Regions from separate parts of the Homo sapiens genome. Here region 2 is linked to region 1. A link is a contact called in ENCODE Hi-C or POLR2A ChIA-PET data. All regions are on one chromosome and are shown on one strand. Each heading gives the region's core, a stretch centred on a gene start or an enhancer-like site at or near the end of the contact. The rest is flanking DNA. Distances are from core to core; before and after follow the strand shown. Region 1 overlaps LRRC8C (leucine rich repeat containing 8 VRAC subunit C). Region 2 has its middle 83 kb from the start of LRRC8D.

Evidence for each region. A loop is a pair of places that touch in the nucleus more often than their neighbours do. ChIA-PET counts read pairs that join two places held with the same protein, here RNA polymerase II (POLR2A). Pooled maps may share reads with other maps.
Region 2: a pooled map shows a loop between it and region 1 (2.2-fold over the local background). The contact joins two enhancer-like sites. A Hi-C loop is called at or near these places in 5 of 168 maps with a recorded cell type or tissue (CD8-positive, alpha-beta T cell, cardiac septum, endothelial cell of umbilical vein and 2 more), 1 of 37 single-sample maps with no recorded cell type and 8 of 50 pooled maps. POLR2A ChIA-PET finds 5 or more read pairs at or near these places in 11 of 52 experiments (CD4-positive, alpha-beta memory T cell, K562, OCI-LY7 and 8 more).

What each region holds. Positions count from the first base shown.
Region 1 is chr1:89,695,121-89,701,822 of GRCh38, forward strand. The region is part of intron 2 of LRRC8C (leucine rich repeat containing 8 VRAC subunit C); the gene reads left to right. Among named protein-coding and RNA genes, the nearest start is that of LRRC8C, 65 kb to the left of the region's middle. Within about 2 kb of position 3,716, at least 4 of the 41 ENCODE cell types and tissues checked have a DNase peak (open chromatin) inside an H3K27ac peak, as active enhancers do; they include CD8-positive, alpha-beta T cell and natural killer cell, where a contact is called at or near this core.
Region 2 is chr1:89,734,882-89,741,911 of GRCh38, forward strand. No RefSeq gene overlaps it. Among named protein-coding and RNA genes, the nearest start is that of LRRC8D, 83 kb to the right of the region's middle. RefSeq lists an enhancer at 4,630-4,799. Within about 2 kb of position 5,095, at least 9 of the 41 ENCODE cell types and tissues checked have a DNase peak (open chromatin) inside an H3K27ac peak, as active enhancers do; they include CD8-positive, alpha-beta T cell and natural killer cell, where a contact is called at or near this core.

The DNA.
Region 1 (6,702 bases), core at 2,466-4,965:
CATGTTGGCCAGGCTGGTCTCAAACTCCTGACCTCAGGTGATCTGCCCCCCTCGGGCTCCCAAAGTGCTGGGATTACAGGCATGAACCACCGCGCCCGGCCCTATATAAAGGCTTTTGAACATACATAGTGACATTTTTCATCATGTAATGACAAGTTCAAAATGTTAAGTTTCCTAAGAAGTGTTTGAACTACTGGCAGTAATAGGGTCAGCTATCTTAAAATAGAATTGGCATCTCCCTACTCAAGTTATTTTAGTTCTTAAAAGCTGGTGAGATTCTTTGCACTGATATCCAAAGCTGGGGCTATGTGACCTTAAGTTCAATATGTTAACTTACTGTTTAGGATGTTGATGTTAAATGTTATAGGTGATAGATATTGGACTCAGAAAATGCTTAATGCAAGCTGAGACAGTGTTGTAGTGATATTCACTTGTAGAACACTTGTATGCATGATTATATCAGTTAGTAGTCACTTAATTTTATATTTTTAGAATTCTGCAAAAATCTTTTGTCTAATAAATAGGCCATCAACTATCTCATCATTTTACCTTGTAAGAAACCTTATATGCTCACTGGAAATAGAAAACCTGGATTTAAAAAAAATAATAATTTCAGCTAGATCAAGTTAATTTAAAGAGAAAAAACAAAATCTTTCCCCAAAACTTCAAACAGAAAGCATGGGCTCTCTCATATGCTCTTAGTATGAGTTTAGGTGAAACACATGGCTTTTCTGAGGCCCAGTTTTATAAAATGAGCAGGATAGGCATCACTTCCATTTTACAGTTTTATTGTGAAAAAAATGGTGATAAAATAGAAATGTATTGTTTTTAGTCTCTTTAGAAACTGTAGACCTCAAAATGTCTTCTCTGGGCAATTACTCTGATCCTCCCCAATTGAAAAACAAAACAAAAAACTGCCTTCTCTTCATTTGGGGCATCTTCATATAGTCATAAGTGTGATTAGTTGAGTCTTGACAAACAGAGATTGAGAGAGGTCTTGAATCCAGGACCAAATGCCCTAATTCTGATAGCTACCTACATCTGTCTCCCAGAAGACTTTGCAGGAGCTATACAGACATAGTGGACAAGATCAGGCAGAAGAACATTTAATTAAAGCTAAGGTTCTGGCCCTAAACCACATTATCAGTTTCCTGGTGAGCTAGGCCACACTTCAGATAAGTCTCAAGCACTTTCTTTGCCTAAGCTCTGAAAAATCTACGTACCTGCAAAAAAAGTGGGGGTGTGGTAGGGAGTTCTGAAAAAAACTCCTTAGCTTCTTTTTCTACACCTTAATCTCTGCTGTGCTCAGGTCAAAGAAAGGTAATCTGAGTAAAGAACAGACAGAGGGGAGAGGGGAAGGGGAAGGGGAAGAGAGAAGAGGGAGGAAGAGAGAGGGGAGAGAGATATTGATTTATTATTGATTCTTCCTAAAGGTCATCTGAACAATCCTCTTCAGGCCCTCCTAGGCTACCATCAACTTCCCAGAGAGAGGCAGCTTCAAACCTGTTGTGTCACATCAGTTTTAAGGAAAAAGGGAGACTTCCAAATGATGACTCCCTTTAGAAGCTCTAAAGAGAGAGTCAAAACAGACTGGTCCCAAGGAGAAACAACCCCTTGTGACACCAGAGTTCAGTCCTTTTCCTTAAAGGTCACCATCTCTATCAAGCCCTCTTTCACCTAGAAAGAAGTAAGGAGGAGCAAAGAAGAGTCTTTTCTCCCCAGAGATCAGCCATTATCTGGATGATTCAGAAAAATGGAAAAGTGCGTAGATGAAATTCTCCCTCTATAGGTAAAAGACCTGTTTGTCTGAAATGTGTGGAACCTGTCTTATCCAAATTAATATTTATGGAATCCAAATAATCTTAACTTCTAAAAATTATAATAATGATTGAAAAAAAAATCACTTGCCATCCAGCACACATAAATGACTAACAAGTGCCATGACTCTTGCTTTAACTGCAAGCCTTCTATGATGCCATAACAAATTATGGATATTATCTTTTAAGGATGACACTATCTATTCCTTCATGTAGATTGGACCACAACCTGGCAGTTGATATCATCTCACTTGGGGAGATATTTTTATTTGCTAAAAATAAATAGCAAATTATTTTCCAATTATTATAGTAAATTTCTAAAATAATCATTTAAAAATATCCTTTTAGAACAGTTTTATTTGCATGCTTCCCATATTTAGAATTCTGTATCTTTGTCCTGTTCATACATCGAAGATAATCTGGATGATTTATGTTTCTCTTTGAACTCTCCCAATTTCTTTTATTCTACTCCTGCTCACAGATTTATCAGTAAACTGCAGGGTTTCTAGAGCTAAGTCAGCTGAGTACAGAACTGAGGTTTCAGTCCCTGGGCATTGCTTCAAAAAGAGTTTTTCCTGTATTATTTTAAGAGCATAATTACAGATAAATATTTCAAATTCTTCAAACAACCGAAACAAATAGTCTGTTATAAATCAAAACATGTTCTGTGTTATGTATCCATTGAATTTTCTCACATGGTTGTTACTTTGAAATGGATGCTTTCCACATAGATCTTAAATTGCCATGGATCAAATAATTCACTGGTCTTTATGGCTTATGGAAAAATGCCATGAAGCAGAATGAGAAGAAGCTGCTTCAAATCTCACCCACCCCCTTCATTTCTGAAAAATTTTTTTTGTAATTCCTTGTTTGGCCTAGAGAAGCTTTCTTCAAAAGAAGAGGGGAAAAAAAACAATGTGGATACAACCAAGATAGAGGTAATAAAAGCATCCTTGATGGCTGGAAACCTTCAGTTTAATGAAGGGTTAAAAAAATGAACATTAATAGTATGTATTGTCATTCCCACCCTCAGAAAAGTTAGTATGTCAATATTTACAGTGATAGGAGAATCGTATTTACTAAGCAAAATTTCAAAATGTAGACATGATTCTAATGTGGATATGATGGTTTCTTTTTTACCTAGGAATAAACAGACCATGTGTCCCAAATCTGGTACTCTCTTTGTGTCTCTTAAATGAGTTAGCACTTAACTCTGGCTTTAGGAATCACTAGACTGATATCACTTGGCAGTTAGGAGAGTGTGCAAAACGAATTGTTTCATGTCAGAAGAAGGTAGCTAGAGGTCAAATATTTCCAGATGTTCTCTGGCATCTGAATATATGAATGCATATGCTTGCCTTAGCTGTGGTTTGTTCCTCCTTAGGGATATGGGGGACAGTGTTTGTTTTATTTATTCACTTCATATTTATTGCGTACCTACTTTGTGCCAGGCAATGAAAACTAAGCATGGTGTCTATCTTTAAAGAGCTTACTGGTCCTTATACTGTTATTTGTTCTGTATAATGATTTAAGATATGCTGTAGCTTTTTTAGTGCTTAATCTTTCTATCAGTGACATTTAATGTTCCTCAGGCATTTCTCACGGTGCATAACTCAAGGAGTTTCACTTGATACTAGCCTTTAATTATGTATTAATAAAACCTGTATAAAAGTACCATTATACTTTACCACTGAGAAAATCCATAAGTTCAGAAATCTAAGTTTTAATGCACTTATCTCTTCAATCCCTTGGATTTTTTTCCCCAAGCACTCCATGCCTCAAATGTGCCAAGGTATGATTTTTTTTTCCCTTTCTTATTGCTGTTGGAGAAATAGGCAACTAATAAAAACAGACCTTTTACTCTGCTCTTGTAAATACCTTAGACTTTGGCAGTTTGCCTTAGACTGGTTTTTCTCTCACTTTACTATATGGGTGTAAACTTCCTCCCTGTACAGTGTGTTATTTCCTGGCCATGATATAAATGTTAAGCATCATCATCATTAAAAATAAGGGAGATTCAGACAAGTCCCGAAGGTGGAAAAAAAAAGAAATTAAAAAAGAGAGAGAGAGAGATGATCCAAACAATGGAATGCTATATAGTGCTAAAAATAAAAAATAAAAAATAAACGGTCAAGCTATGAAAAGACATGGAGGAACATTAAATGTACATTGCTAAGTGAAAGAAGCTAATCTTAAAAGGATACATGCTGTATGATTCCAACTGTATTATATTCTGGAAAAGGCAAAACTACAGACAGTAAAATATCAGTTGTTGCTTAGAAAGGACAAAGGAGGGGAGGGATAAGTAGGTATAGCTCAGAAGACTTTTAGGGCAGTGAAATGACTCTGTAGGATATTACAGTGGATACATGTTGTTATACATTTGTCCAAATCTTTATCCAACACCAAGAGTGAACCCCAAGGTAACTGTAGACTTTGGATGACAGTGATGTGTCAATGTAGGTTCATCGATTGTAACAAATGTACCACTGTGGTTGAGCTTGGTGATAATGGGGAGGGCTATACATGGATGGAGGTAGGGAGCATTTGGGAAATCTCTGTACCTTCCTTTCAATTTTGCTGTGAACCTAAAGCTGCTCTAAGAAAATTTAAAAAGTCTTTTTAAAAAGTAGAAGAAAAGAAGAGAGCATGTGCACAGCAAACAGGAAATGATGCCACATACTTGCAGTTTTGCTTTTCCATTTCTGTTGGAGACAAGGACGGTGTTCGTCCTGATGATAGTGATGCAGCATGTGTGGTTCTCATAGATGTCTATTTCTGTGCTCCTGTGGCGATTGCCCCCAAATATGCTTATAGTCAACATAATGCACAGCAAGAGTTGTGAATAAGACATTTGCTAAGAATGAAAGCATTTAAATATTCACTCCTTCAGAGCCATCTACTCTGCCTTTTCAGTTCCTTTTCATTCTCATTCTCACCAACATTTTTTGTACTTAAAATATTTTCAATAGTTCAGCCTTGAAACACAGTCTACATTTTCAGAGTTAATTCTATCACTGATGAGGGGAATCAATCTCATGCGTTTGGACAACGAGTGCTTTCTTTGTCCTCTAGCATCTTGTATCTTGGGGAAAGTGCTTAGTCAAGTTTGTACATTAACTGATAACTTAGTGACATGAAAATTAATTCCTTTCCCTTCTATTTCTATCCCTTTGCCCAGGAGAAATGGGTCTACCTCAGAAAAGAAGAGTGACACTCCATCTTTTCAGTCTTTCTCCCTCTCTCTCCCCAAATGCATCCTTTTGCTCCTGCCTCTGGAACCACAGGCTCTAACCTAGTAGCTTCAAGTCCCAAGTGAAGTTCCTTCTACTCCGCCAAGCCTACCCTGCTTACTCCAAGCCTGAGCTCTTACTGTAGATATTGCCATATTTGTGCTCTCGTTTGATTTTTCATGTGGCTGTTTATGTCCCTCTAGCAAGATTGCAAGTGCTTTTAGAACAGCAAATACTGGCTATGCCTCTTTGGTTTTCCTATGACGCTTAGCATGTATTACGTTGGCACAAAACTAATTGTGTTTTTTGCCATTACTTTCAACGGCAAAAACCACAATTACTTTTATGCCAACCTAATAGTAGATAGTAGGTATTCAATATGTTTCTGTTGGTAAAGGATAGCCTGCTCTTATCTCTGAACAATCCCTGGAGAATAGATCTTTGGGATGTGATTTTGCTATATCCTTCTTAGGTCAACAGGGAAAACTTGGTTTGTTCCGTCAGACTGGGGGCAAGTCTAGATGATCAACTTCAGGGTAGAAATCTTTGGTACTACCTATATTTGAATCAATGAGGTGGAGGGAGGATGAAGCATAAACTTAACTGCCTTATATTGGCCACTTGCCTTTTTGTGGCTCCACTCTACCTGTTTGGATCAAATCTGTCATAACCAAGTTAAAGTACTGTCTTTTTAAAGAATAAGACACAATCTAAAGACTACATCTGGATCACAAGTTAACATATTGGAATGGTACCACCTATTTTATCATACACTGCAAATTTTCTTACTTCCTCTTCCTATAACAATATAATCATAGCTGTGTTTTAAAGTCCAAGCTGGTAGCTCATGCCTGTAATCCCAGCATTTTGGGGGTCCAAGGCAGGAGGATCACTTGAGCCCAGGAGTTCAAGACTAGCCTAGGCAATACAGTGAGAACCCATCTCTATAAAAAATAAAAATAGAAAACAGGTTCAAGCTGGAGAAATAATTTGGGGATTATAGTTCATAGAAAAAGAACAATGGGGCCAGGCGCGGTGGCTCATGCCTGTAATCCCAGCACTTTGGGAGGCCGAGGCAGGCGGATCACGAGGTCAGGAGATTGAGACCATCCTGGCTAACACGGTGAAACCCTGTCTCTACTAAAACTACAAAAAATTAGCCGGGCGTGGTGGTGGGCACCTGTAGTCCCAGCTACTTGGGAGACTGAGGCAGGAGAATGGCGTGAACCTGGGAGGCGGAACTTGCAGTGAGCCAAGATCGCACCACTGCACTCCACTCCAGCCTGGGTGGCAGAGTGAGACTCCATCTCAAAAAAAAAAAAAGAAAGAAAGAAAAAGAACAATGGACTTTATTGTCGAGGATATAGGAAAGTAAGTATTTTCATATGCTGTTGGTGGAACATGTGTAAAGAAATTCGGCCTTTCTGGTGGGGAGGGAATTTGACATATAAGTTTACCTTGTGTGGCACTACCCAAGCAACACAATTTTTCATAATAATTTGTCTCGACTAATTTTTGTATTATGATACACACATCTGCGAAAGATGGTAAAACAGGTGTTACAATTCAAAACAGTCCTGTGTTCAATGTGTATAGTCATGATAGATATAAAAAGATAACAAAAATGCATACACAGACCCCAAAGCAAGATG
Region 2 (7,030 bases), core at 3,845-6,344, 41 kb after region 1:
GTAGCTGATGAACTATGTAGACAATTCTGCTTGGACATTTCCCTTCCTGTTGCCTTTAGTTACAGAAATTTTTGTGCTTTGGCATTTGGAAACTTAATTAATGACTTTCCCTCCTTCTCCTGGTTCTAACAGATAATGTCTTCTATTTCTAAAACGACTTGGGTGGGTAATGGGGTTTGGGCTTAGAAGCAGCAACAGAGGACAGTTGATGGACATATGATGGCAACTATGGGTCTCAGAGGATGATTATTCTGTCGGAGTTACTATTATGTGACCAAGGCTGTGTGGAACAGGACTGGATTATATGTGGGTCTCAATAGATAGGGAAAAACAAGGACAGCAGAAAAGAACTGTGAAGAAACATATTTGCTTATATTATTTCAAAGTGGATTGTAAATATTTGAGATTGGTAGATGCTGTAGGCAGAGGCAGCATAAAATGAATGAAAAATCTCACATGTCTGAGAGGTCACACTGCAAGTCTAACCCTGCCTCAGTTGGCAGCAGGGTTCATCCAGAGGCCATTAGATTTCTCGCTCCTGTGAACACCTGGAACCCAGTTTCCTGCCCCTTCCCCCACTTGATGTGTGTGTGCATGCACACACAAACACACAGACACACACACCCAGCATGTGGCAATACAAGTCAACAGCAACAGCTCCTGCTCCAGGAATGACATTCACCTGCTGTGTCTAGGTCTCCAGTGCAATGGTCTCTGACTCCTGGATTCTGAACCATGTGTACCCAGAGCCTTGGTGCCTGCCTGAAGGAGTCTCAGCTGATCTGAGATTCCGTCCTGTACATTCCAGGATTTTGATGCCAATTGGGTTTGTTCCTTGAAGCTTAACTTCTATTTACAAAAGACTTGAAAATATTTAAGCTCTGTCAGCCAACTATTCCATTTCTGGGAATTTGCCATTAGGAAGTAATTAGGGATTCTTGAGATTTATGCATAAAGCTGTTCATGTCTGTGTTACATACAACAGTGAGAAAAATGACAACAAATTAATTGTAGTTCCCAACAGGGGATTTCTTAAATAAATTATGATACATCTACATAACTGAACACTACGTAGCCACTAAATATCATATTGTATGTGAATACTTAACTGCATGGGGTAAATGTGTGTGATATATTTTTTAGTAGAAAAATATCAAGCCCCTATTAGAATATAAGATTTTAGTTGTATATTTGTTTAAATGATATGAATAGAAAAAATACTTGAGGTATATTCACCAAAATGTTAATGCTGTTTATTACCTAGTAGTGTGATTATAGGTGATCTTTATTTTCTTCTTTATGTTTATTTTCTTCTCATGCTGTGCTGTATACTGCACCAGTTACTGTCTGTATGTTGGTATATTCAGCACCTATGGTAACTACAGTTCATATCTTAACCAGATGGCAGAAACATACCTTAACAGACATGTTACTTCAGTATTTCACTCATATGAAAACACATGTCTCCTGAAACCTAAGTGATCTCTCCAGTTGACTATGGTGGTCTTCCCCAGACATTGAGGACCTCACCCTTTACAAACTATAGCCCAGATGGACTAAGAAGGTTCTGCCTTTCCTACATTTCTAACCTAGGCTCTATTTCCATTCGTTCTGAATTTAGCTTCTCTCTGGTGTGATTTACCTTCACCTTTGCCAAAAAGCAGTATGTATAACTTTGTACTGTAAAAAATACTCAGAGAAAACTATTAGTAATCAAATTCCTGTTGGACATAAATCGTAACTAGTGAGGCAGAGTAACCAGGTGGAATATCACAGACCTTGGAATGAATGAGAACTGTTTTCCAACCCAGGCTTGTGAGCTGTGAGATTGTGAACATGTTTCCTAACCTCTGTGAGCCTCTGTTTCCTCATTTATGAAACAGAAATAATAATACATGCCTCACAGGGTTGTTAAGAGGGTCAAGTGACATAGTGCATGTCAGGCTGTTAGCAGTAACAGGTGACAAGGCTTCTAACTATTGAATTCTGTTTCCCTCTCCCCTATTTCTAACTTATCTGTGGCTGTAAATAGACACTTTGAGGGATTTAAATGTACAGTGTATATGTTCCATGAAACCCAGAACTTATCTGTATCCCCAAGGAATATTACTTAGCACATAGTTGAGGTTCAATAAATATTTGTTTAATGAATGAATGAACCATTGGTCTCTGCCTTTGCCTAGGGAAATGGCCAGTATCTGCTCTTTGATGGATTACTTAGTCTAAGAGGGCACTTCACCTTAAGCAAGTTCTCAGCTAGACTGCTGCCTGACGGACCATCCTGCCTCTGCACAGCACCCTCTTAGTATAGTCATGTGTTGCTGAGTGACAGGAATACCTTCTGAAAAATACAACGTTAGGTGATTTCATCATTATGGGAACATCACAAACCTACTTACACAAACCTAGGTGGTATGGTCTGCTATACACCTAGACTATGTGGAATAGCCTATCGCTCCAAGGTACAAACCTATACAGCATGTCACTCTACTGAATGCTGTAGGCAATTGTACACAATGGTAAGTATTTGTGTATCTAAAAACAGAAAAAAGGTACAGTAAAATATATTATAAAAGATTAAAAAGCATACATTTGTATAAGGCACTTACCATGAATGAACCTTATAGGACTGGAAGCTGCTCTGGGTGAGTCAGGGAGTGAGTGGTGAATGAATGTGAAGGCCTAGGACATTACTGTACACTACCATAGACTTTATAAACACTGCACACTTAGGCTACACTCAATTTATAAACAAATATTTTTTATTCCTTCAATAATAAATTAGCCTTAGTTTACCGTAACTTTTTAACTTTAAACGTTTTTTAATTTTTTTAACATTTTGTCTCTTTTATAATAACACTTAAAGTACAAATATATTGTACAACTGTACAAAAATATTTATATCTTTGTTCTTTAAAACCTTTTTCTATTTTTTTTTCTTTTTAAACTAAAACACAAACACACACATTAGCCTAGGCCTCCCCACAATCAGGATCATCAATATCACTGTCTTCCATCTCCACATCTTGTCCCACTGGAAGGTCTTCAGGGGCAGTAACACACATGGAGCTGTCATCTCCTATGAGAACAATGCCTTCTTCTAGAATACCTCCCGAAGGACCTTCCTGAGGCTGCTTTACAGTTAACCTTTTTTAATAAGTAGAAGGAGTATACTCTAAAATAACAACATATAGAATAGTAAACACATAAACCAGTAGCATAGTCATTTATTATCAAGTATTATGTACTGTACATAATTGTACGTGCTATGCTTTTATATGACTAGCAACAGGTTTGTTTACACCAGCATCACCACAAACACGTGAGTAATGTGTTGCACTACAATGCTGCACTACATTGTTACAACAGCTACAGCATCACTAGGCAGTAGTGACGGCATGGCTCCACAGTACTTTCGGGGCTGCGAGCCGTGAGGCTGAGGGCAGTAGGAATTTTTCAGCTCCATTATAATCTTATGGGACCACTGTCATATATGTGATCTGCCGCTGACTGAAACATCGTTATGTGGTGTGTGACTGTACAAGAAGACAGGCCAGTTCTGCGCAGTTCTCTTAGCCAGTTCCCTGGCAGAGTGTCTCAGACAGGTAAAGTGAAGTTAGGGAGTGGGTGGGGCCCTCTCTGCTCTGCCTCCAGCCCCAGATTTCTTTCTGAAGGCCAGAAGAGCCCTGACTGTCCCAGTGACCTCAGGACCAATTCGTCCATTAGGAGCAATAGGCACAGAGGGCTTTTAGAGGCCCACAAAAATGTTTTAATTTTAATTTCTTTTCAAATCAGAAGAAAAACAAATTGCTTATATAATAATAAATCTGGCCTGTATTATATTAATTTTTATACCAACAGTCGTAAAATTTTTTAAAAATTTAATGGAGGAAAAGGCTCATGAAGGCAAAAGCCATCAGGGCTCATGAAAGCCATAGTGCAGCCCTCGCTGACCTGAGCAATACAGCAAAACCAGCCAAGCACTGAACTGCCCTGGGAGGGGCTGCTCCCAGGCTCTGCCTGGTCAGGGCAACCCTCGGTTTAGAGGCAGAAGGCCATCCAAACTACCTCAACCTCTTAAATAAGGTGTACTGGGCACCGTATACCTCCTCCCCTCACTTAATGATACAAAATAAGGGAAACAGCATGATCTCACTCATTCGTCTCCCAAATAACACAAACCCAGGTGTGACCTCATCCCCTGACTCTCAAGTAAGGAAAGCTCATCAATGATCTCAACTTTTTCCTCAAAAAGCAAGCTCACCCACGGCCTCCCCCTAGTCCAGGCAAGATCAAGCCTGATGTCACCCCCCACCTCCCAATCCCTCCACCCATATCTGGCTGGGTTCCTCCTCCCCCTCCCCACAGCCTAAGTCTCCCCATCCCACCCTCCAGCAGATGACACACTCCTACCCCACTGCTTCTCAGAAGCGGCTCTGTCTGAAAGTGTGGGTGTCTGGCTGGACGCTGCTTCCTCTCAGCCCCAGGGCCAGGCAGCCTTCTAGAGACAGTATGGACACAGCACCTAGGCAGTGACTCAGCCGTGGCAGCAGACAAAAATTTATTCAAGGCTCAACACTAAAAGGGGAGTTTTTAGGCAAGTCTGAAGAAGAGACTGAGCCAACTCAGGATGAGAAACTAAAAAGCAAAAGGGGAAATCCAGGGCTGAGAAATTCCTAGAAAAGAATTTATAACTTTGGCTGGGAGAAGGTTCTCTGAGTTGACAGGACGAGGCAGGAACAGCCCTCAGCCACACAGCTTGCAGCCCCGAGTACTGTGGAGCCATGACATCTGTTTGCCCATTTGCCCTGCTCACCGTTGTACATCCTCTGCAGGTACTGTGCATCTGCAAGGAGAGAATGGCAGGCCCCTGACAGCCTGGGCAGCCCAGGTAGGCAATGGGGGACTCAGGACCCAAAGAGCAATACCAACGGAATCTGTAGCCCGGATTTGATCTGTGAGAAAGGGGCAGGACAGGGAAAAAGTTAACCTTGTAAATAAGTCTGTTCTGGCAATATGTCATTAGTTGGGGAGATTGTATGGTGTGAGGGTAGGGGGTTTGTGGGAACACTCTGTACTTCCTGTTCAATGTTGTTGTGCACCTAAAACTGCTAAAACAAAAACAAAGTCTAATTAAAAATTGGCTGAGAAAACTACAACATAAAGCTGTTCTGTGGCCACAGAGCCCTGCCTAGCATCAGAAGTGGTTTGTTCTAGGTCAAGAGGAAGACTAGATACGCAGGACCCACCAACCAAGGCATTGTGATTGTAGGAGTCCCAAGAGATGAAAGCTCTCCTCTTCTCTCAGACCTTCAGCACAACTTTTGGTGTTAAAATTCCTTAACCGTGTACAAATTGCTTTGCATTCTACTGCTAAAGAACAAGTGCCATGCAAATACTTAGGGAAGAGATAGACTCTAACATATGAATAGCTGAAAACAGATCTTTTCCTAAGAAAAAGATTTCATATTCTAAGCTTCAGTTTCCTAATCTGTGAAATGATAACAATATAATCTGTCTGATGCAATGTCCTCTGGATCAGTTTGTGTTTGTTGTTTTAAATACAGATAGGCTCTCGCTATGTCTCAAATTCCTGAACCCAAGCGATCCTCTAGCCTACACCTCTCAAAGTGCTGGGATTATAGGCATGAGCCGCTGCACCTGGCCCCAGATCAGTTTGAAGTGAGATCTTTACCAGGTCACCACATTTAAAAGAGCTACCTTCCCCTCCTCAACTCTCACCAGCATTTCCTAGCACCCTTCTTTGTTTTATTTTTCTATATGACATTTATCATCATTTCCATATCATATATTTTACTTTTTAAATTCTCTTACCTTTCTCCCTTTGGAATGTAAATTCCATGAGGGCAGGGATTTTTGTCTGTTTTCTTCTATATCCTCAGCACCTGGAATATTTTCTGGCATATAGTAGGTCATCAATAAACACTTATTGAATGAATAATTCATATAACATCCTCAGCACAATACCAAGTATGTGATCCTGTTAACAATTATTTATTTTCTTTTCAAAGCCCTGACAAAGGTGGCATTGTCCTGATGCTTTGGGAGGACCAGTGTAAAACTAGTTGTTTGGTTTTTCATCTCTGCTCCGACTTTCCTCACATGGAGGTCCTCTCAGGCTTAAGCCAGGTAGACCAGCAGCTGAGCTAGCCTGAAGGCAGTCTCTGAAGTCTGGGCAAACTGTCCTGGCTTGGCTTTCTCAAATGAAAAACAAACAAACAACAACAACAAACCCTTTTCTCTATTCACACTTCTGATGCCAAATGTGTGGGTCATACTGAGCAATTCTCCAATTCTCTGGGGACACCAACTGGGTGCTGGATGTCCACTTTACTTCAATTATGACACTGGTTAGCTTGTGCTGACAGTTAACACAAGCCCCACAGATTAAGGACTCAGTCCCACAAGACTGCCCCCACTTCATTTGCCAATTGCAAGTAGTGGGTCTCCAGGTGACCCATAACTTCCGGCTTGCCTACAGATCAGGGGCTCTCACAATCCCCTAAGCTTTCATAATTTTCTGCAGTGGCTCACAGAACTCAGAAACATTCTACCATTACTAGTTTATTACAAAGGAGAGTATAAGGAATACAAATGAGCACACAGACAATGCAGTACCTGGAGGGAGGTCCAAAAGGGTACCAAGTACAGGAGCTTCTGTCCCCATGGAGTTGGGGTGCACCACCCTCCCAACACGTGAATGTGTCCACCAACCCAGGAGCTCTCTGAACCCCGTTGTTTAGGGTTTTTATGGGGGGTTCATTGTGTAGATATGGTTGGTTCAATCACTGGCTGTTAGTGATTGACTCACTCTCCAGCCCCTCTCCCCTCCCAGGAAGTTGAGGTGGGGAATGGGGAAGGGAGATATGGCTGAAAGTTCTAACCCTGTCATCAAGGCTTGGTCTTTCAGGTGACCAGCCCTCATCCTGAAGCTGGCTAGGGACCCCAGGTACTAGTCATCTCATTAGCATAAAAAAGACAGTCATCACTCTGGAGATTCCAAGGTTCT